Regions from separate parts of the Homo sapiens genome. Here regions 2 and 3 are each linked to region 1. A link is a loop called in an ENCODE intact Hi-C map of the cell type or tissue named here. Cell type or tissue: GM12878. All regions are shown on one strand.

Evidence for each region. A loop is a pair of places that touch in the nucleus more often than their neighbours do. Peaks named below come from ENCODE experiments on the same cell type or tissue, not always from the same donor. Only the 100,000 strongest peaks of a DNase experiment are listed, where the experiment ranks them.
Region 2: a loop joins it to region 1, with 2.8 times the contacts of the local background. A loop is called at or near these places in 2 of 110 quality-filtered maps.
Region 3: a loop joins it to region 1, with 5 times the contacts of the local background. A loop is called at or near these places in 2 of 110 quality-filtered maps.

The regions. Positions count from the first base shown.
Region 1 is chr6:45,826,308-45,834,307 of GRCh38, forward strand. No RefSeq gene overlaps it. Among named protein-coding and RNA genes, the nearest start is that of CLIC5, 190 kb to the right of the region's middle. In GM12878, no CTCF peak of the experiment used is centred here; a DNase peak (open chromatin) is centred at 4,424; H3K4me3 peaks cover 322 bases; H3K27ac peaks cover 377 bases.
Region 2 is chr6:45,678,716-45,686,715 of GRCh38, forward strand. No RefSeq gene overlaps it. Among named protein-coding and RNA genes, the nearest start is that of RUNX2-AS1, 110 kb to the left of the region's middle. RefSeq lists an enhancer at 3,167-3,216. In GM12878, no CTCF peak of the experiment used is centred here; a DNase peak (open chromatin) is centred at 3,336.
Region 3 is chr6:45,733,596-45,741,595 of GRCh38, forward strand. No RefSeq gene overlaps it. Among named protein-coding and RNA genes, the nearest start is that of RUNX2-AS1, 160 kb to the left of the region's middle. In GM12878, no CTCF peak of the experiment used is centred here; a DNase peak (open chromatin) is centred at 4,176; H3K27ac peaks cover 980 bases.

The DNA.
Region 1 (8,000 bases):
TTTCCTAAAACTCTTCAAGGACAAGGAAATTATCATATATAGGTCCTTATTCTCACTACTTGTAGAACTTTGAGAACTTATCTAACTTCTTTAAGTCTTCATTTATTTGTGTATAAAACAGAGGGAATGACAACCACTTTATCCAATTTTTGGAAGACTCAGAAATAATCTAGGAAAAGTATCTAGTTGAGTGCCTGGCATACAGTAGGTGCTCAATAAACATTCATTGTCATTACTATTATTGTTGTTGCTGACATCATTGTTATTTTCCACAGTGCCTAGTATAGTGCTGAATATGTGATATCGACTGACTCTTTAATCCTGGATGATGAGGTTGTACAGGGCCCTGCAGTGTCCTTCATTGCTCTGAATATTTCTGCATGATCAGTTCACAGTCCAGGAAATCTGTTGAGGGAAACAAGTTGGAGGAGAATCACAAAGATCCAGTAGAAGTGCCATATCCAAGCCCCACAGCCTGAGCCAGGTAGAAATGAAAACTTTCTCACTGAATTCCCTAGACTGGCATGACCCCAGACCTTAGCTCAGACTACGTGAGGACTGTGATAAACTGGACTCTGAATAGTGGCTTTCATGAAGCAGCTCAGATAAAAATCTTACTATTCAATTTTTAAATTTACAACTTAGAAATTCTAGATTGGTTGACATTGGCTCAATACTTTAAACCAGCTGATGGAAAGAAAGATCTGTTATTGATTTACTGGCCTTCTTCTCCCCCACCCCTTTCCTCTGAGCACTGACTAAAACCTCTCCATAACAAGTACTGGGGGCCTCACAGTCTTCACAGCACTGACGGTGGGAGGAGGAGTGCAGGAAGGGAGGCATTTGCATCTCATTGCTGGCTTCAAGGTTGTGTCCCTTCTTCAAACATTTGCTGTTTGGGGATCCACCATTCTTCTCCATCCTGGGACAAGACCTAATCCAGCAGTAGGACCCCAAAACACGAATCAGGCCGGGCATGGTGGTCATGCCTGTAATCCCAGCACTTTGGGAGGCTGAGGTGGGTGGATCACTTGAGGTCAGGAGTTCGAGGCCAGCCTGGCCAACATGGTGAAACCCCGTCTCTACTAAAAATACCAAAAATTAGCTGGGCATGGTGGCAAATGCCTGTAGTCCCAGCTTCTCGGGCGGCTGAGGCAGGAGAATGGCTTGAACCTGGGAGGCGGAGGTTGCAGTGGGCCAAGATCACGTCACTGCTCTCTAGCCTGGGTGACAGAGCGAGACTCTGTCTCAAGCAACAACAACAACAACAACAAAAATAACAACAAAACGCGAATCAGCTAACCTGGATTCTGTTTGGGCTGGGCTCTCCCAACAGCTCCTCTTCTACCTCCGCAAGTTACGCATACCTTAGTGGAACCCTTCACCAGACAACCTTGGCAATGCCACCCACAGAAGGAAGGGTCTAGGGACTGGACTATTCCTATCAAGTAGTTAAGGTTATGGGGAGAAGGAGAGGCTGGTATAGTCTTTAATCCAAGGAGCCTCACACTTTGTCTGCTCTAAGGGGCTAAGACTAATAGAAGGCACAACAGAAAAATGACAATCATTAAATGAATAATAATTGAGTGCCACACACCACGCTTCGTACTTGGCCTGTGTTATTTATTTTTCATAACAGTCCTGGATATTGGAACTCACTATCCTGAACAAATTAGGCTGAGAGAGCCAGAGCAGCTTACCCAATATCATGTGGCTGGTAAGTGGCACAGATGAGCAGAGCTTTCTCCTATGCTTCATGAGCTCTCGTAGGAATGTACTTCTTGGGCTTCCTCGCCTCACTCGGGATTTACAGATCACAGGACAAATTGTGCTCAGAAGGACCTGGTAGAAGAACACTGCCCTGTGACGTAGAGGCCTGGGCTCTAATCCTGCTTCTGCTGGTATGAACTCTTTCACTTTGTACAAGTCAAACAAATATTGTGGGTCTCATCCGTAAATTGAGGGAGTGGAATGTAAACATCTCTGGAAGGTTTGTTCCAGCTCTGTGATTCTACGAACTAATATCTAAATACATTTACAGGAATAACAAAAACTTCTCCCCCATCCTAAACTCAGTTATCCAGCAGCCCTATTCATACGGAATATTGGGAAGAACTAGATTATAAGCAAAACTGCTGTCACAAAATCCACAAACATGAAGTCATGCCCTTTTGTAGAATTAGGCCCTTTCTCTAAGCCTGTTTATTCATACTTTTCAAATTACTCTAAGAAGTTTCTTCCACTCGGCCAGGCACGGTGGCTCACTCCTGTAATCCCAGCACTTTGGGAGGCCAAGGCGGGCGGATCACGAGGTCAGGAGATCAAGACCATCCTGGCTAACAAGGTGAAACCCCGTCTCTACTAAAAATACAAAAAATTAGCCAGCCGTGGTGGCGGGCAACTGTAGTCCCAGCTACTTGGGAGGCTGAGGCAGGAGACTGGAGTGAACCCGGGAGGCGGAGCTTGCAGTGAGCCGAGATAGCGCCACTGCACTCCAGCCTGGGCGACAGAGCGAGACTCCGTCTCAAAAAAAAAAAAGTTTCTTACACTCAAAATGTATATGACAAATTAGAAAAGGCATGAGGAGAAGCTGACATAAACAGGAACAAACAGAAAAATGAAGGAGGAGGAATCATTTTAAAAATACCTAAGGAAGAAAACAGGTGCAGGGCCAGTAAGTATAAGGAAAAAACCTCCAATCATTTCAATAGACCCTTAGGGAATCTTTGCATCATTAAAAACAAGACAAGCATATGATGATGTTCACATGGATACATTTGAATCACCAAGGAAAGATTAATCAATGTGGGTAAACTCTGTTTAGGAAGGAAGGAAGTTGTATATTCCGTTTTAGAATGTTTTCCATTTATTATAGTTAATATTTTTCCTTTTCAAGTTTTGATACCTTACTGGGTAGACTCTGAACTCTAGAAAACCCTGAAGTTTTGGTTAACTATTGCTGCATAACAAAGCACTCCAAAATATTGTGGCTTATAACAACAAATATTTTACTGTCTCATGATGCTATGGGTTAAATGGGCTCAGCTGGGAGATTCTTCTGCCCCACAGAATGTTGGATGAGGCTAAAGTCATCTGGGGGCTTAATTGAACTGGAACATCTTGAAAGCGTTTCCTCACATGGCTGGTGGTTGATGGTGACTGTTGTCTGGGAGCCCTCCTGGGGCTGCACCCAGAGTACCTGCACATGGCCTCTCCATGGATAGCAGCTGGGTTCTGAGAAGAGCAGTCCCAAGAGTGAGAATTCCAAGCGGAAAAGAGAGGAAATTGCCAGTCCCCTAAAAGGCTGGGCCTGGATTTGGCACAGCAATACTCTGGCCATATTTGATAAGCAGCTGCAGGACAAACCAGGTGAAGGGAGGGGAAATAAATTTGAGCTCTCAGTGGGGAAAGTGACAACGAACTTGTGGCTGTATTTAATCTACCACACCTGGTCTCCAGAACAACTTTTTTCTGAGGAGCTTGGAGGACTGAGTTTTTACTGTGCTTCATTTTCATGTTGTACTTTTGTGTTTTTCAAAACACTTTGGGAAATATGTTATTTGATTCTCTTTTTTTAAACACAGAAGCTGGAGAGATTCTTTTAAAACCCCAGGCAGGTTATGTCACTCCTCTGCTCAACACTCTCCAGTGGCTCCTGTCTCAGAGAAGCCCAAAGCCTTGCAAGGCCTACCCTATTCAATTCCACGTCCTTCTGAATCCAGTCTGCATCCCTCCCAGTTGCTCTGCTTCAGCCACTCTGGCCTCAGGGCCTTTGCACTGGCTACTCCACTACCTGGATTACTCTTTCCCCAGTGATCTCTCAGCTCACCTTCTTACCTCCTTTGAGCCTATATCTCAATGGCACCCTCTTAGAGACACCCCTTTTTTTTCCTCAGCACTCCTCCTAACCCTTCTAGGCTTTGCTTTTTGCCAAAGCCCTTAGAAATCCCATATGTTTTGTTTATTCATTTATTTATCTGCTTCTCCCAGTGGAACTCCAGGGAGAGGGAGACTTTCGCTGTTTTGTTTACTACTGCACCCCCGGGGACTAAAACAGTGCCTGGTCCTTAGTGATGATTCATATGTGTTTGAATGAGATATTGAATAAAAGAATGAGTTCTCATTATATATTAGTATTTATGAGTCATGGTAAGTGCTGTGTTCTTGGCTTTACGGATGAAGAAACAGAGTCCCAGAAGATTTTGTGACTTGTCTGAGGTCACGCAGCTTGTGGTAGAGCCAGCTTTAGAACCCAGGGGCTATGACCTGCAGCCTCAGGTCTTTTGGGCAACCACTTCCTGCATTTCCATGCAGCTATTTCCAGGCAGGCACATACCCGGCTCTGACACGGACTCTGGACAGGCTCAATATGCAGATACACAGTCTTTCCCCGAAGTGAGAAGAGGGTACCACACTGCTGCTGTCATTTCCTGGACAGAGAAATGTGCATCTTGCCCGCTGGGTTCAGAGCAATAGTAATTACGAGAGTCTGGAGGGAAGTGAGAAAAGGTATCAGGGGCATTTAACAACCTTCACTGACCTGCAAATTATTATTTACAGTAACACAGAGCATTTCCTCTTCAGAGGCAAAGATGTAGAACATATCATATATGTGTCTTTCTTTTTTTCTTTCTTACTTTTTTTTTTTTTTTTTTTTAAAGAAGACTGACTTCTCACAGTGCTCTCCGGAAGCAGACAGAGAAGAGAAAGGGTTATTGGGCAGGTCAGAACGGACTTACCCTTAGGAGATGAAAGGAATGAATCTTCACTGTACTTTCTTAAATTCCTCCAGGAACTCTATGAAGATGATATTGGAAAACCTGAGAATCTCACTGTAAACTTTTGAGAGGCTGGGTCGGGTTTTATTTAACATGCATCTCCTGTTGATTCGGCACACTGCTTTGCAACAGCAGGTCTGGAGAAGTGTGTTCAGATTGACTGCCTGGGCTGGGAGGGGCTTTGGTTCTCATCTCTTCCAATCTCGTCCCCAGGATGTAGACCATCTGCTCATTCCTAGACTGCAGCTGCCAAACCAAAAACACGTCCACTGACTGGTAGCTCATTACCTATCACAGCAGCCCTTCTTTTTATACTGCTTATGTTGAACTACTGTCTTCTTCCTACAAGCTCCACCCTTCAGGTCTAGTTCTTTCTTCTGGATTGACAGAGGATAAATCTACTATGTTAGTAACAGATAAGCTTTCTTACATGAAATAGAGCAAGTTCTCCTTATCTCACTGGCTCTAAAAAGCAGAACTTGGCACCTAGCAGTCTGTGAAAGCAGGAGTTCCCTGAGAGTCCTCCCACAGTGTGTGTGTGTGTGTGTGTGTGTGTGTGTGTGTGTGTGTTTCTGCGTGGGGAGTGTGTTTCTAATGTGGTGGTGCAGAGTTTGACATTGGAGTCAAGCTTCTTGGGCTCATTTCCAGGCTCTATCACACAGCCCTGTGACTTGGATATGACACTTAGCCTCTCTGTGTCTCAGTTTCTTAAGCTGTAAAATGGGAAGAATAATAGTGACAACCTGATGGGATTGTTGTGATAATTAAATGTGCAAATGCCGTGAAGCATTAGTAGAGTGCCAACCTAGCATATACTGTGTGCCAATGATGCAGTGTCTTTGGGAGGATGTTCTGCTTCTCATGGGTTATAACAAGCAGAAGAAAGCCGTGGATCTGGGGGAATTGTCCCTTGTCCCTGGTGCCTTCTCCTTCAGTGCTTCTCTGTTTTCCTCCCTCTTTCTCCTCCCCTATCTGTTCCCAGGCCGTTCTCCAGTGGTCTAGTCCCAGTATACTGTTCTCTAAGCTGTACAGCTGCTTTTTCTATGCCTGGGGACACTTAGACTTTTTCACAGGGAACCAGGGAGATCCACAATTCTTCCAGGTGCAAAGGAGTGACTCTAAGGGTGACCTCTCAGTGTGGTGAGTGGGAAACAGGTATTCAGGGAACTGAAAGTAAAACCCTTCCCAGTACCCCTCACCCCACAACCACAAACACTCACCTACTTGGACCATTGATTGTGTGTGTCCATGAAGTCACATCTTCCTGCCACATGTTTTAAACTTGACATTTTCTACCTCGCTAAGTTGTGACAAATCCTTTGATATGGCCGAGAATGAATTGCTTTAAATTTAGTCGGAATTCGTGATACATCACATGAAATGAGAAGAAAGACAACCTGATCAACAAATGATATTAATGTTCCAAATTTTGGATGGGTTTAAAACTAAACATAAAGAGAGGAAACTGACAGTTTTTGTTTGTTTGTTTTTTGTTTTGTTTTTTTGAGACAGGGTCTCGCTCTGTTTCCCAGTCTGGAGTGCAGTAGCAAGATCTCTGATTACTGCAGCCTTGATCACCCAGACTCAAACCATCCACCCACTTCAGCCTCCCAAGTAGCTGGGACTACAGGCCTGTGCCACTATGCCCAGCTAATTTTTCTACTTTTAGTAGAGATGGGATTTCTCCAGGTTGTCTAGGCTGGTCTCGAATTCCTGGGCTCAAGCCACCTTGGCTTCTCAACATGCTGGAATTATAGGCATGAGCCACTACGCCTGGCTGAAACTGACATTTTTGAGGGCCTGTTTTGTACCAGGCCCTGTGCTATGTGATTAGCGTAACCCAGGGAGGGGTAGTAGTTGTATTCTCCCTATTTTCAAAGATGAACAGTGAGCTGCTCAAGGTTCACAGCAGTCACTTGAGCATTCCAACCCTAGTCAGTCTGCATCCAAAAGCAGAAGGTTTTGGGTTGTGCAGGCGGAATTTGAAGCCAATGATCAGGAGACTTGGTTTCTAATCACACAACAGGGCTGGGCTACTATTTCTTTCTTTCTTTTCTCTCTCTTTTGAGATGGAGTTTCACTCTTGTTGCCCAGGCTGGAGTGCAATGGCATGATCTCGGCTCATCGCAACCTCCGTCTCCTGGGTTCAAGTGATTCTCCTGCCTCAGCCTCCTAAGTAGCTGGTATTGCAGGCATGTGCCACCACACCCAGCTAATTTTGTATTTTTAGTAGAGACGGGGTTTCTCCATGTTGGTCAGGTTGGTCTTGAATTCCCAACCTCAGGTGATCCGCCCACCTCGGCCTCCCAAAGTGCTGGGATTATAGGCATGAGCCACCGCGCCCGGCCTACTATTTCTTCACATATAAAATGAGAATGGGAATGATAATATCCACCTCACATTCCTCCTGGGGTAGGTGAAGTTGCTTTTTAATCATTTACCTTAATTTATTTATAACAGTAATGCATACACATGAACAAAATGTGGCAAGGGCTGTTGGAGAGTATGTCTCTCTGCCCCAGCTCTGAGCTCATGCCCTGGATGTACACTCCTTGACCATGTCTTTTTACTTCTGGTAATTCCCACCACAACCTTAGATAATTCCTTTATAATCTATTTCTTGAAATTGTCCTATTTAAACTGTATCCACTCCCCCTACTATGACAGGGATTTTTAGCAACTTTACACTGTCTCATGTCTTCCATGGATTTTTGTACACACTGCTATTATCCTCATTCATTCTTGTGGCTACTTTTATAGGTATTAAACAACCTACTTAAATCTTCACTTTGGGATTTGTTAACTGTTAGGAGGAATCTATTGGCTTGTGATGGGAATGGAGGTGCTGCTAGGGCTGAGAACATCTGTTTGGTTCCTCCATACCTCACTGGGCCTGGAACCGTCCTGACACAGGCAGGCGCTGGAATATCCGACAACAGCACACCCGCACTCCCCGGCCCTCACCACCTTCCCACCTCCCTTTTCTGAGCTGTAACATTTCCTTCTGCCTTTACTTCTGGTGTATACAATTTATATTCTAGGTCCCCCAAGTTTTGTCTGTAGGCTAATTTGGAAAACAGAAAAGCAATACATGAATGTGAAGTATTCTGTTTATGAAAATTTTATATGCTGCCAAACCAAGTAGTATGACCAAATCCATATCATTGAACAGGGAACAGTGAGGGGAAGAATGTTCCCAAAGCCAAGACAAAATGGATACTC
Region 2 (8,000 bases), 150 kb before region 1:
GCCTGGTCAAGATGGTGAAACCCCATCTCTACTAAAAATACAAAAATTAGCCTGGCATGGTGGCAGACACCTGTAATCCCAGCTACTCGGGAGGTTGAAGCAGGAGAATTGCTTGAACCCAGGCAGCAGAGGTTTCAGTGAGCCGAGATCATGCCACTGCACTCCAGCCTGGGCGATAGAGTGAGACTTCGTCTCAAAAAAAAAAAAAAAAAAAAAAAAAAATGGAGTCTCCTCTTAGAACTGCACATGAGGTTTAGAAATGCCACCTGGTCATCCCTGTTGGACATGGTTACCCTCTTTGGATCTGGGAGCTGAGGGTATCTGCTGTGAATGTTGTCCACGTGTACTTGGAGGGCATTCCCTGTCCTTATTCCTCTGGAGTTCCAAAGCAAAGTTTGTTTTCTGAATCCCCCTTCTCTACCACTCTCCTCTCCAAAACACACCCTCAGGGTACTCTTTCCCCTCCTTTTGACAGCTCATTTCAGGGACACACTGTGTACATGTACCTGCCCCTCATAAGGGCTCGTTGTTAGGGGCCTGCTCTCCTGGGCTGGGAGCTCTCACTATTTCCTGGTCACCCCGACGCTGAGCTTCCCTGCTATCTTCTCCCCTTTGGGGAGGACACACACATGGCCCCACGCAAATATTCTGTGCTGGTGGCCTCCTGGTTTTCCCCAAACACAGACTATAAAGACTGGAAGGAACCGCAGGCTCACCCAGTTCCACCTGCTCATTTGGGGAAACTGAGGGGTGCCAACTTACCTAAGGTAGAACTCACACATCTTTCCACCCATTTCACTTTATCCTGGTATAAACCTGAGCTGACTGCATTCTTGTTCTTTCCCCCTGTAAAGAAATAAAGTCCCATTTAGGTTTTCCCAAAGCACTGTCTCTGTACAGTTGGCTGTTTCCTGTGGACATTTTCATTTTCTCCTGTGTTTTTCTCTCTCTTTGCTGTGACTTACAAGACCATGAACACATAAGCACAGGACCCCAGAGGAAAAGTTCTCTCTTTCAGTGTGTGCCTCCAGGAGGAATGAGACTACCGGCAGTGATGTTTGACTGATGAGCACCATTGTGGTGCTTTACCACTAGCGGTCACAGAAACCTTGCAGAATGTGTCTAGGGAAGTGGATTTTGTAGGGTTGGCTAAATTTGTACCACCCACAGCACAATAGCAGCACTGTACAGAAAAGGTGGCTTTGAAACAGGTTCAGTTTTACATTACTGTGAGGTACAAAATCAGGTGAAGGACCATTTCTATAGCTTAAGAATTTATATTTTTCCTCTTAGACCTGAAACTTTATTCATCCTGGGTCTTCTACCTTTAAAAAATTGAGACATTATTTCTCCCCATTTTCTGGGAAGACAATCCACCCTCAAAATTAGCTGTAAGAAATAATGTGATCATCAACAAAGTAAAAAGGTAACTCTCAGAATGCGAGCAGATATGTATAAATCATGCATCTGATAAGGGATTAATATCCAGCATATATAAAGAACTAAAATTCAAAAACAAAGAGCCTAATTTAAAAATGGGCATTTCTGGGCCAAGTGTGGTGGCTCACACCTGTAATCCCAGCACTTTGGGAGGCTGAGGTGGGCGGATCATGAGGTCAGGAGATTGCAACAATCCTGGCTAATATGGTGAAACCCCGTCTCTATTAAATATACAAAAACAAAATTAGCTGTGCGTGGTGGTGGGCACCTGTAGTCCCAGCTACTCGGGAGGCTGAGGTGGGAGAATGGCATGAACCTGGGAGGTGGAGTTTGTAGTGAGCCGATATCGCACCACTGCACTCCAGCCTGGGTGACAGAGTGAGACTCAGTCTCAAAAAAAAAAAAAAAAAAAGGCATTTCTCCTAAGAAAATATACAAATAACCAATAAACACATGAAAAGAGGCTCAACATCACCAAACATTAGGGAAACGCAAATCAAAACCGTAATGAGGTAACACTCACACCAAATAGGATGGCTACTATCAAAACACCATAGCAAAAAGCAAGTATTAATGAGGATACACAGGATTTGGAACTCTTGTGCCCTGTTGGTGGGAATGTAAAATGGTACAGCTACTGTGGAAAACAGTATGATGATTCTTCAAAAAATTAAGAATAGAATTACCATAGGATTCAGCAATTTTGCATCTATAGGTTGGTGCAAAAGTAATTGCGATTGTTGCCATTAAAAGAAATAGCAAAATCCACGATTACTTTTGCACCAACCTAATAGGTCTATACCAAAAAGAATTGAAAGAAAGATCTCAAAGAGATATTTGTACACTTATGTTCATAGCAGCATTGTTCATGATAGCTAAAATGCAGACACAACCCAAGTGTTCCTCTACAGAAGAATGAATAAACAAAATGGTATGTACATTCAATGGAAAATTATTCAGCCTTAAAAAGGAAGGAAATTCTCACACAGGATACAACATGGATGAACCTTGAGGACATTATGCTAAGTTAAATAAGACAGTCACAAAAAGACAAATACTGTATGATTCCACTTATATGAGGTAATTATTTGAGTATAAAATTACTAGATCTAATCTAAATCTGCCAATTACTATTCAAAATAATAGAGATGGTGGTTGCCAGGGGATGGGGGCAATTGAGAGTTATTGTTTAATGGGTAAATAATTCCAATTTTACAAGATGGAAAAAGTTCTGAAGATGGGTGGTGGTGATATTTATACAACATTATGAATGAAGGTATTAAAACCACTGGAACTATACACCCTGAAAAATCTTTAAGAGGTTAAATTTTAAGTTATGTGTATTTTATCAAAATAAAAAATTGGAAACAATATTGTAAAGTTTTAATAATCTAAAGAAAATTCTTCCTTTAGGGTGTTATTCCCAAAAACGTGGTGTTGGTGTTCTAAATATCTAGGATATTATTTTTATAATTTTAAAACATGCAATCATACTGCTGGGACATGACTCTTTAAACAGCAGATCTTTGAGTGAATGTGAATGTGATAAACTCTGCTTTCTAGAGAATCCTTTTTAACCACTTAATGCCTCTTTTAGCTACTAGGTCTAAGAATCTATAGAGAGGGGATATGGCAGAGTGTAGAAATGACCCTAATTATTCATCCCTCCTGTATCTATGTCCTTCACCATACACATCTGTATTGCTGTCCAATGCTGTTTCTGAGCCTAATCATGGACCTGTTTTGGCCAACAAGGTAAAGTGTAAGTATCAGTTCCACATATAGAACTTCAGAGACTGTGTGTGTTTCCTTTTGCTGTCTTGTGTATCTGCCATTGCCATGACAACACGCTCAAGCTAGCCGGCTGGAGGAAGAGAAACTGAGCAGCAGAGCTGAGCCATCTCTGTTGCTCCAGTCAAAGCCAGTCTAGATCAGCCAACTGCCAGCCGACTCTCACACATATGAGTAAGCCCAGCCAAAATTAGCAGAGCCACTTAGCTGACCTCCAGCTGACCCTAGATGTTTACTGTTGCATGTCCCTGAGGTTTTTTTACTGCGAGGGAGCATTATTGTGGAAGTAGATGACTGATTTAGGGAATTGCCTCATATGCTTTTTTTTTTTTTTTAATCACTCCTTTTCCCCTTGTTTCAATCAACTTGTCACAAATACATCTGAACATTGTTAGGTGTCTACCCAATATCCACTCTCCTGCTTTTTCTTACTGCCAGAACCACATGCCCAGCTAAAAACCTACATTCTCTGGCTTCCTTTGTAGAAAGGAGTTGTCATGTGACATTCCTTTGGCCAATGAGAAGCAAGTGAAATATTGAGTAGTTCCTTGAAGGAGGATGGGGAGTCCTTTTGCCCTTCTCCTTCTTCCTTTCTGGAATAAAAATCTGATGCTGGAAAATATTATGGCCCCAAGGAGCCAGCACAAGCTGAGAATGATTGAGAGGAAAGCAGAAAGAGCTTGGGTCTCTGATGGTATGACTACAGTACCAGCCATGGGCTGCCTCCTTTTTCACTTCTAGCTACATGTGAAAAAAATAAGACTTCTCAACTAATTATGCCACTGTTTTTTTTTTTTTTTTTTTTAATTCTTTTACTTGCAGTTCATTGTAATTCATTTTCTTCTTTTTTTTATTTGTGACAGAGTCTCACTGTGATGCCCAGGCTGGATTGCAATGGTGCGGTCTCAGCTCACTGCAACCTCCGCCTCCTGGGTTCAAGGGATTCTCCTGTCTCAGCCTCCCGGGTAGCTGGGATTACAGGCATTTGCCACCACACCCAGTTAATTTTGTTTTTTTAGTAGAGATTAAGTTTCTCCATGTTGGTGAGGCTGGTCTTGAACTCCCGACCTCAGGTGATCCACCTGCCTTGGCCTCCCAAAGTGCTGGGATTACAGGTGTGAGCCACCATGCCTGGCCCATTGTAATTCTTAATACTACACTCTAGAGCCTATTTTATCCTTATTTGAAGAAACTGCTTAGAACAAATAAAGATATTTCACATAAAATATCATTGTGAATTACTATGCAAGTACATTAATCCATACATAAAAGAACAATGACTTCCATGCATTTATGTCGGTTTATATTTTTGAAAGTTTACAGTATTCCTAATAGATTCCCCTCAATACACATTTGATTAGTACCCCATGTCCATTCTGTATTGGGGGAAACTGAGGCAAGGAAAGGTTTAACTTTGTCCAAAGTAAAACAACCTGTTAGTCAAAGAGATTGGTGGGGGGGACTTGAAAATGGGTTATTCAGGATTCCTGAGGAAGGATTGGATGTGTGTCTCAATTAGACCTAACTATAATGATTGAACTTCTGTACTTTGGACTGTGACCAGCCTTTACTCAGCGAGACCAAAGACACTGAGTCTTTTTGACTCTGAATGGACCAACCAAGACAGAAAGTCACCACAGTCCAGGACAGTCTTGTTTATAGGAAGAGAGAAAAGGAATAAAGGGTAACTTGTTGCCTTTTGTGCCCACAAAATTGTCTGCTCTCTCCTTTCTGCTCTAAAGTGGAGTGAAGTCAATTGGTTATAAGTCTGTCTCCCCAGAGCTTTCTGGTGGCCTCCTCAAGAGCATGACTAGATGTTTTTGTTTATATATCCCTGGCAGACCAGTGGGTACAGTTGTGCAGGTTGGTCACTGCCCAAGGGTACCAGGCTGAGGAGTGAGTGAAATCCACACTTATCAAGCAGTAGGGCCAATGGGATTATTCTACATCAAGAGGAAGGGCTTTTTTTTCTAATTTGCACACAGGTCCTCTATGGTACAGCGGGAACCCTGGTCCTTGATGCCCAGAGCAGAGTACAAGAGGCTTATTTGACGGTGAATAACCTCTCAGATGACTGCTTCTTTTTTGAAGCTCAGTTTAATCAGGTTTTAGTAGCAATAAAGTGTTTCTCAGGTGGGAGCTGGTGAGTGTGACAGACACTTAAATTTTTTCTCGCAAGTTGCCACAGAATATTCACAGAAGTGAATCAGCAGTTTCAAAGTTAAGAGAAGAGAAAAATAATAAACAGCTACCATTTATTAAGCAATTATGTGTCAGATTTATACTTATTATCTCATATAATCCTTACAGCAAAACTGTAAGGTAGGTTCCATAATACCCCCATTTGAAATATAAGGAAATGGGTTCCAAACTGCTCAAAGTCATATAGGTGGCAAGTAACAAAGTTTGGATTTGAGCCCAGGCTTGTTTGATTTTAAGCTCTTTGTTCTTTGTCATGCATTTTCCTAAACTGTAAATTATTTGTCATTAGTGCAGGTGTAGCAAAGACACTGGTATTCACCAGTTGTTCCATTGACTCCCCTACATTTTTCACTCTTGCTTGTAATTATGTTGGGGCTATATGATTGGGTGCTTCCAATAGAATATAGGTGGGAATGATGTCCAACCACTCCCAGGCATGACATTTAATAAAATTCTTGGCAAACCATCACTCCTCTCTTCCTCTGCTACAATGACTCTGGAAACCAGATGTTCAGATGTTGGCATCTCCAGATGGGTGGAGTCTGGATCCCTGAATCACTGCATGGAGGAGAATTGCCCTGAGGAGCCACTCAATTTACACCTGACTTTACATGAATGAAAAATGAGTCTTGTATTTATTGAAGAATAATGTAGCCTAGCCTAACTGATATAGCAGAAGTAGTAAGAATACTTTTATATATTTATGTTATACAATTGTTTATACTGCACAGAATACTTTATTGATTCTCATAAAAATTATGAGAGATAAACAGGGATTATAAGCCCCATTTTATAGGAGAGGAAATCGAGGCTTAGAGAAGTGAAATGATTTTCTCAAGACCACACAGTTGGTAGGTGGTCAAACCAAGGTTAGGATCTTGGTATTTTTCCCACACTCTGCAATTTTATAACTTCCTAGCTTAATGTTATAAAAGCAAGCAGTAACCTCAGAGGGAATGAGGGTCCCACTGTATAGAGTTCTGCAGATTAAATTAAACACCTTGAAGGACTAAAAGGCTAGGTAGCCAGGACAGACAGGTGTAATACATTCCAATGGTTCATATTCTTAAGTCAACAAGATGTTGGCATCCTGTGGCTGCTCAGACTCCTGGGTGGTCCTGCAGGGGAGTCCTAAGCCTAGCTTTCCAGCAGTCCAGTAAGCAGATCTCCAACCTGAGTCATAGGCTTTGAATTAAAGATAAAAATGCACATGCTCTGGGTGAGAGCCCTCAGTCTCTCCAGGAGAATCAGGGGACTGTTTTTCCCTCTTCATACCCACACAACAATAATCATTTTACTTTTTACAGAATTCTTTACAGTGCACAAAATGTATCCCTCTCCATTATCTAATTTAATTCTCCAAAAACCTGATCATGCATTTTTGTGGTGAAACTCAGAAAGGTTGACTTACTGTAAGATAATAACAGTGATGCCTCTGATAATAAAATTTGCCATTTTTTAGACGTCTATTATCTCATTCAGTCCCATAACAGTCCTCCAAGGTTGGTATTACCACACCTTTTGTGCAATGAGGAACCTGAGGAATGAGAAGTTTAAAAACACGTCCAAGGATATTCAGTGAGGAGGGCTCTGAGTGGGCTTCATAAAACCCATGCTGTAATTCTTGACAAAAAACAAAAGGGACAGGCTGGAGTGTGGAAGCCCTCAGTTATCCCACCCCATACTGGGGACGTGCTACAAAAACCCAAGGGTCCACTTTATGCTCTGGAAACTTTGTTAGACACAATCAATTTAAAACTTCTTTAAATCTATCATAGTTTTTGATCTTACCTTTTTTCAGGGAAGGGGATCCACAGTTCTGGAAGATCCCTTTTGCAGGAAGTGGCTTCCATTTCATTGACCTCCAACGACAACTTCCTACTAAGAAGATGGTAGGAATCTCCTTGTTTAAAGGCCTTCGTCATAACTTTGTAAATGTTGACCTTGCCCACCTTCAGTGTCTGTTGCTGACTAAAATCTCCAAATCTTTTCTCTCTCTGGGTCAAGCTCCTATGTTCCTTCTTCCACAGCCTTGAGCTGCCAATGGTCTGAATGCAGCAAGGATCCAAGTCATGACTGTTTGTGTTCGTTGCTATCCTCCATTCCTTGATATGGTTGGGTCCTCTGCTGGCATCCTCCTCTGTAAAGCTCACGTTATTGGGACAGGAGACCATCTTTACATTGAGGGTTTCCCTGCGGGGTCTGCAGCTACCCAAATCCAGGACATCTTTCACTCTGTGCTCTGTGCATGTGCCCCCTTGGAGTAGGTAAGGCAGGACTGTTCTTAGACTAATTCATTCATTCAGAAACGTTTATGAAGCACTGGCCATATCTTAGACACTGTACTGGTCTCTGGGGATGGAGTGGTGAATAAGCCATGTCTGTCCTAATTGATGGGAAGGTGCCATCCACATGTGTGTCACTTGGGAAACTCAAGAGTCACTATCGACTTATTTTTCACCCTTAGTCCCCACATTGGAATCGAACATCAAGTATTACAAATTTTACCTTCTGAACATCCATTATACTCATCTCTACTCTGCATCCCAGCCAACACTCCCCTAGTT
Region 3 (8,000 bases), 93 kb before region 1:
TCTAGGACCCAGGTTCTTTTTTTAAAATTTATTTTATTTATTTTTAAACTTTTATTTTAGGTTCAAGAGTACATGTGAGGGTTTGTTATATAGGTAAACTCATGTTACAGGGGTTTGTTGTACAGATTATTTCATCACCCAGGTATTAAGCCTAGTATCCAATAGTTATCTTTTCTGCTCCTCTCTCTCCTCCCACCCTCCACCCACAAGTAGACCTCAGTGTCTGTTGTTTCCTTCTTTGTGTTCATAAGTTCTCATCATTTAGCTCCCATTTATAAGTGACAACATGTGGTATTTGGTTTTCTGTCTCTGGGTTAGTTTCCTAAGAATAATAGCCTCCAGCTCCATCCATGTTCCTGCAAAAGACATGATGTTATTCTTTCTTATGGCTGCATAGTGTTCCATAGTGTATATGCACCACATTTTCTTTATCCAATCTGTCATTGATGGGCTTTTAGGTTGATTCCATGTCTTTACTATTGCGAATAGTGCAGAGACCATGTTCTTAATCACCAGGTTCCCTCTCTGTTGCTTCACTCTGTGGAGATGGCACAGCCAGGATTTCAGCTTTGGCATCTTCTCTAAAAGCTGACTCTGCTATGTAACAGGTGTGAACTTGGCCAAGGTTCTTCATGTTTCTGCATCTTGGTTTCTTTCTGAGGCAACTGTCATATAGGGATAATATTATCCCTGTTACATATCCCACAGCATTGTAATGAGGGATTAATAACAGAGAAAGTGTATGAGAAGGTGGTGCATAGATTAGGAAGAGCAGTGAAGAATTACGTGTTTATAACACTTTTTGATTTACAATGTGTTTTACTCTTGCTACTTAATCTTTCTTCTAACTTTTTGAGCTAAGTCTTATCAATCCCAACTCAAATATGAAGAAACATACTCAAAGAGAAAAAATGACTTTCCTAAGGTCCAGGCAAACCAAGGTCTTCTGAATTCAAGCCTAAGACTCTTCTATAGGACCCTTTTAGCAGTTCATAGGCTTTTGCGGGGCATGGAGAATGTCATGTCTTTATCTTGTTTTGTTTTATCTTTAAATATCCCTGACCATGTAGCACAGTGACTTGAATATGAAAGAATTTAGTTGCTCTTGACTGAATGAATCCTGAGTGGATGGAGAAAAGACTTGATTAACCAGAAACTTGGAGAAATGAAAGTTCTGACTGAGTTTTATGATGACTCTAGAATCCTCTTGGAACAAAAGCATTGACATAGTATATCTAAATTGAAAATATATCTAAAACAGTTCACTCTTTTCCCCCTGGAAGAGACGTGTAGGGCATATAAGTGAATGTTTATTGGTTACCTAAGGATCTTACAATGTTGCCCTTTCATGGAATTACGGAATTTTGAAAACTAGAATGCATCTCAAAAGTAATCTGATCCAATTTTCTGCTCAGTGGATAGATTCCTTTGTCCCTATGAACCTCACTGGGTGGGTGAAAACCCAGGTCAACCCTCCCTCTCTATTATTTTTCACAATTAAAATCAGATAAACTGGATTCAGATACCAAATCATTTACAAGAAGCTTTTACAAGTAACCTCGAGGAAGTTCTTTAAGCACTCTATGCCTCGGTTTTCTGATTTGTAAAAAATACATTTTGATACTTTGGTTTTTTTTCTTAACTCTATACCTGGGATAATTTTCTATATCAATATATATAGAACTGCATAATTCTTTTAATACACACATGCACACACAATTAATTATTCCCCTACCAATATAGGTTTCTTATATTTTGCTATTGCATACATTTTATAAAATATTTTATAAAATATAAAAAATATTTTATAAAAATAAATATTGTCAGACAGAAAAAAGTACCTACTTCATATGTTGTTGTGACAAATTAATTCATATAAAGCACTTAGACCAGTGGCTTGGCCACAAGAAGCACTCTATAAATGCTAGCTAGTATTTTAATTTGTGTTAACTGAATAATTGAAATTGTTGGAAGAGGAAATAAAGGGAGAAAATACGTAACCTATTGAGCGAATTTATCAATTACAATTAGGCTTAGCTGTGAGTAGCAGCTTAAACCAGATAGAAGTTTATTTACACCTTATGTTCAAGAAGTTTGGAGGTGGTCAGTCCAGGGCTCCAATGGCTCTTCATGGTGTCAGAGGTAGAGGCATCTTTAATCTTAGCCGTCCATTATGTGTGACTTCTCTAGGTTATCTCATGGTCCCAGATGGCTGCTGGAGTGCTAACCATTATATCTATATTCCAGCCAATGGGCAGGAAAAAGGCAGGAGGAAAGGGCACAACCTGGCTTTTTAAACCAGTTCCAGCAAGTTATACACACCACTTCAATCACAAAGGCAAGGGCTAAGTTACATGGTCACACTTAAATGCAAACAAGGTTGAGAAATATGGTCTTTAATCTGGCATCCAGGCACCGCACAAAAAATCATGGATCTTAGTAGTGTGGAAGAGAGAGGGCATAGCTAGCTATTGGGGGATAATTAGTAATTACTGATGCAGGGGATTTACGGAATTTGGAGAAAGGCAGTCCTGCAACCTTTGCTTTGATAACAGGGAGTCTTTTGATCCAGGCGAAAAAGCGTTTTGGATTTGTGCCTCAGGGTGTTTTATTAGAACTACCTCCTTCTCCCAAAACCCTTGTTTCCTGCAGCCGTGGTCTAGCAGGCCCTGGTAGCAGGGTAGAGTCTTCCTACCTGCACAGTGGGGATGTGCGCCTCAGCTGCTCAGCCACTGGGCTGTCTGCAGTCATCTGAGATATGAGAGCTGCCTACCATGTGTGGCTTGTGGAATCAGCTTTTGTGACCTATGTCATCAAAGGTCAGCTTGATTCAATACTGAGTTCAGGTCAGACTTTGAGAGTTTTAGCTGCTTTTCTTCTAGAGAAAAAGCAAACAAAAAACCCCCGAAAACCATCCTGATAGGATTCACTAAGTCTCTTCTAACTATGTAATATGGACATGCTGGTTACTTAAAACATCTGGTAAACCACAGTCTTACTGATTGGGGCCCATCCGTATTCATTAGAGGTCCTCTTCTTATTCTGGATTCTATCTGCTCTCTCTTTTTCCATCCAATAAGTGATCACTACCTAAAGTAGTTCCACCTGCAGCAGGAATTTTCTCAGGGCATATGCAAATTAATTTTTGGAAATGGAAACAACCTTAGAAGCAGTTATTCTCCCTATGTGGAAGATTATATATTTCTCCCTCTCCTTCTTTCCCTTGATCCTTCTATTTGGAAATGCCAGGTAACATGGAGTAGGGTTGTTGGTCCCTCTGTGACCCATTTCCTCAGGCCAAGACCTCAGAGTGGACAGATGTGATCTGGGCTGAATGATGGCCTCAGTCAGACAAGGGTAGGACTGGGAGGGATTGCTGCAGTCCTTGCGGCTGGTGAGGGGACTTTTGTTTTTCAGGGGAGCTTTGTACATTTGTAGGAGGGTGTCTTCTGTCTGTGGTCAGATTGTGGATCCTCACCCTCTTCAAGGTCCTAGCAGCATCCCATTCTTCTAAACATTTCTTAATGTTAGAAATTAACTCCTCCAAAACCCCTTAGCACTTTTCTGGGGACTGGGCTACTAACAGATGAATGAGTCTCTACTAAATATGTCGACTTCACCACAAAGGGGGAAAATGTGATTTTTCGTATTATAATAAGACAAATTTTAGAACTTAAAAAAATCATTAAGGTTTGTGTCAACAACCTGGTGATTAACCCACATAAGACCCCACAGATAGTATGTTGCGGGAATGGGATTCAACTTCAGATTCTTTGCTGATCAGTGTCCCTGGCCCCATGGGGGATTTTAGAAAGGTAAACAGGGGCAATAGGGACAATTGGGGGCATACGGATCTTTCAGGGTAGGCCCTGTCCCTCCTCAGACTGGCTCTGCTCTTCTGGAGCTCAGGGAGTGGGCCACCAGGATAAGCTAAATATGTAAGGGTTTGGGTTCACAATTCAACTTGAATCTAGCTGGGAGGAAAGTCGACCAGGAAACAGAGAACCCTGGAGGTAAACCAGGTGCGAGTTTTTGTAGGAGAAATTGGAATAAGGCTGGGGCAACCTTTCCACTTCTTTCTTCTCCTCGACTCAACCTGAAAGTACGTCAAATAATGTGGTTTTGGCTCCGTTTAGCTTCTTTCAACCCGAAAGTCAAATCTTCTCTCCAAAGGAGGGAAGCCTGCATGAGCTGAAACTGAAAGAAGTTAACTCAAACCCCTGTGAACTGAAACTGTCAAATTTCACACAGCTCCAGTTCATTTTTCTCTTCTCCCTTCCACCCCCACATCCCAAGTCATATTCATTCAGGGAACAAGTCAGATTTTGATGTTTTTCCAATGGCCAGGCTCACAAAATAATCCAGACACCAAACTTGTAAGCTGGCTAAAAGCGGCAAGGAATGATTCTTGGCTTATCTCCCACTGGATTTTACTTACTGGGCTATTCAAGTGGATTATTTCATTCAAGGTAGAAAGCCCTCCACACGGAGGGCTGGACAAATTCCCAGCACACCCAAGCTATTAGAAGGCCTTTCAGGGATGACAAGAATATGTTAGCTTCATTTCTTCTCTCTCACAAGAGACTCTTCCCTCCCACGAAAAGACTGAAACAATAGATTTACCCAAAGATGGCCGCTCTGAGGGCCTGCCCTTGATGAGGTTAAAGGAAGTGGCTGAGACAAGTAGGATTCATCTAACACTGGAAAAGCCAGTGGGTGACTACAGAATGGGATTTGGAGGTTTCCATGGAAGGCTTGCCTCCAAAATGTCCCTCCCATAGCCTAAAATGTCTGCCTGCGAGGCATCAAAGGGAATCACCAACTCTGGGAAGTGAATTGAATGTAGAGAGCCTGCCGATTGCATGGACAATTCTGTTTCTCTTGGGTCACATGGGTAGAATCTAACAATAATTCTACTGGACAGAAAAGGGTGCAAGGTAGAAATTTCCTTTTGTCATTTGGATGGGTTTCTTTGGTTAAGAAACTCATACTTGGCTGGTCCCGGTGGCTCACGCCTGTAATCCCAGCACTTTGGGAGGCCGAGGTGGGTGGATCACAAGGTCAGGAGATCGAGACCTTCCTGGTTAACATGGTGAAACCCTGTCTCTACTAAAAAATACAAAAAATTAGCCAGGCGTGGTGGTGGGCACCTGTAGTCCCAGCTACTCAGGAGGCTGAGTCAGGAGAATGGCGTGAACCCAGAAGGTGGAGCTTGCAGTGAGCTGAGATCGCGGCACTGCACCCAGCCTGGGCAACAGAGTGAGACTACATCTCAATAAAAAAAAAAAAAAAAAGAAAGAAACTCATACTTTACTTGAATGCTCTGTTAATTCAGAGGGTAAGAGGAGGGGGTCTGAGGAGAGAAAGGGAATCAAATGGAATTAAAAAGAATATGTAATTGCATCTATTTTGCAAAAGTGCTTCCACATCTCAATTCATTTTCCCAATAAATGCCTACCAATGGCTGTTCTGAAACTCAGAGACAAGCCCAAGGTCGCCTGCTTAGGAAGTGACTGAGTTGGGAATAGAACTCTTATCTCTCTGACTCCAAAATCCACACTCCTTCTACAACCTCAATTCTCTCTTTCTAAAAGAAGGGTTTTTAAGGTCACCTTGGACAATCTGCCCATTTTATGGATGAGCAAGCTGAGGCCAGAAAGGTAAACATAGACGCATACAGCTATTGGCGTCAGAGCAGAAGACTATGTTTCTTGATTACTAGACTATGATTCTTTCAACTACTTTACCTTCTTGCAGTAAGGTGAATCAAAAGGCCCTCTGCAAAGGCCAATAAAAAATATCAGAGCATGCCAAATATGGTGGCTCATGCCTATAACCCCAGCATTTTGGGAGGCTGAGGTGGGAGGATGAGTTGAGGCCAGGAGTAAGAGACCAGCTTGGCCAACATAGTGAGACTCTATCTCCACAAAAAGTAGAAAAATTAACTGGGTGTGGTGGTGTGCCTGTAGTTCCCAGCTACTTGGGAGGCTGAAACTCGGGCCTAGAAGTTTGAGGCTGCAGTGAGCCATGATTGCAGCACCACTGCACACCAGCCTAGACCCCAACTCAAAAAAAAAAAAAATCACAGTATGGGTATGGAGTGTAGAGGAGAGTGATTTCATTTTAGACATTACTGAGGGGAAATTATATTAATTATACTTGAGGCTTCTTGCCACAAATTTTCATTATTATAAGCAGAATATTTTACTGCTGCAAAAATTAACCTAGCGTAATGCATGCTGGATTACTTTGTGAATAAGACTCTCTATAGGTATGAATTAAAAATACCGCAGTTCAGGTGATTCTAGTGTGTAGCCAGAGATATGAACCACTGCTAAAACTCTGTAAGTCTTTTATTAACTTCTTTGCCTTTAAACTCACCTTAAACTAAATGAAAGTATTTGAAATTAATTTAATTGTCATAATACAGGCTGTGAATTAAAATCCTGGCTTTGTCAGGTGCCATCTGCAGACTTTCAGTAGACTGGCTGGACTGCAGCTGGGTAGATATTTCTCCTTGGCTGTAACCCATGTTACACTTAATGCAGGCATAATTCACAGTGCATTATAGTAAGAGAGGAAATTCTACTATAAGCACCCTTCTGACCCTGAGATTATATGATTTAACATGTGTATATGTGCATTGTATCACATACCCAGATGTATTTAAACATAAAATATAGATACCTGCATACAACTTAACTGAAATGATTACAGGTTTTTTCTTTATTTCTTTTGCAGAGTCAATGATTTCCAAGAAATGTGGCATTATTTCTGGGGGAGATTTCTTGCCTCTTCCTCAGCCCTGGTGAAGATCTTGCTAGAAACAATACATCTTCTATGAAACACTCTCCACAGAACGTTTTGGAAATAAATCTTCCCTTTCACCACTGGAGCTGAAGTCAAACCGAGCAGTGCACAGAGGATTTGGAAGGATTGACACTCGAAGGAAGAAGGAAAAGTGTCCTGAAAGTAGAGTGTGTCGTGGAAGGGCCCGGGATAGAATTCTCTTCCGGTGTCCGTTCTGTGGCACTGCAAGGATGGGAGTTAAGGCGAAGAAGAATACAAGGCTTCCCCTTAATACATTGTTGGCTCACACCTTTCGTGCCCCTTTAGAGGAGAATCAGAATAGCATGAAAGGGGACATGGAGCTCTCCTTGCCTTACCCTCTCTGCTTTAAGGGTGAGCCGGCCAGAGCCAGTTGCACAATGTGTGTTCAAGAGAGACCACTTATTCCAACTCGTGACCAGTCAGAGGTGCAGTTCTAGGCCTGGTGAGCCTCCGAGGTGGGCTGGGCAGAAAGGGGAGCAGGATCTTCAATGGGGGAGGCCTCTGAGGCTCCCCAGCACTATCCGGCTGTGCACATCTGTTCTAATGAAGCCACTTGTTAGGGCTAGACATAGGGTGAAAGAGCCCCCTGGGGTGAAAGACGTCCTTTGTGAATTAAGACAAGATTATTATAAATGACGTTTGCTTTGTTTAATTAATTCAAAAGCCACCTTCCTTATCACTTTATTACATGGCGCCTGCTCTCCGGATGCCGCGGTCTCCAGAGCAGGCTTTTTCTCCCCTTTTTGCCTTGGCTCATGTTGCCTTTGTAGGTATGAATTTGTTTTCTTGTTTATTATATTGTTTTTCCCCCTGTTCTTATGTAAGTAAGATCCTTGTGGTCAGGATCTTTGTCTGTTTTGTTCAGAGAGGTAGCCCAGGCCTCTAGAACAGGGGTGCATAGTAGGTGCTCTGTCAATATTTGTGGATTCAAGAATGAATGAAAGCACTCACTGAGGCAGGGAAGATGCTAAGTGCTTTCCTCTACTCCTAAAAACATCCCCTCCAGGCAGGTTCTATTACTGTCCCCACTTTATACACAAAGAAACCTCGTGACGAATGTGATTGATTGACAGAAGCCATCTGAGCAGCTTTATGAGCTGGTCCCTCAGAGGTCATTGGCAAAGGTGCAAAGTCAGGCAGGCAGGCGGTTGCCCTCTCCCTCCTGTTTC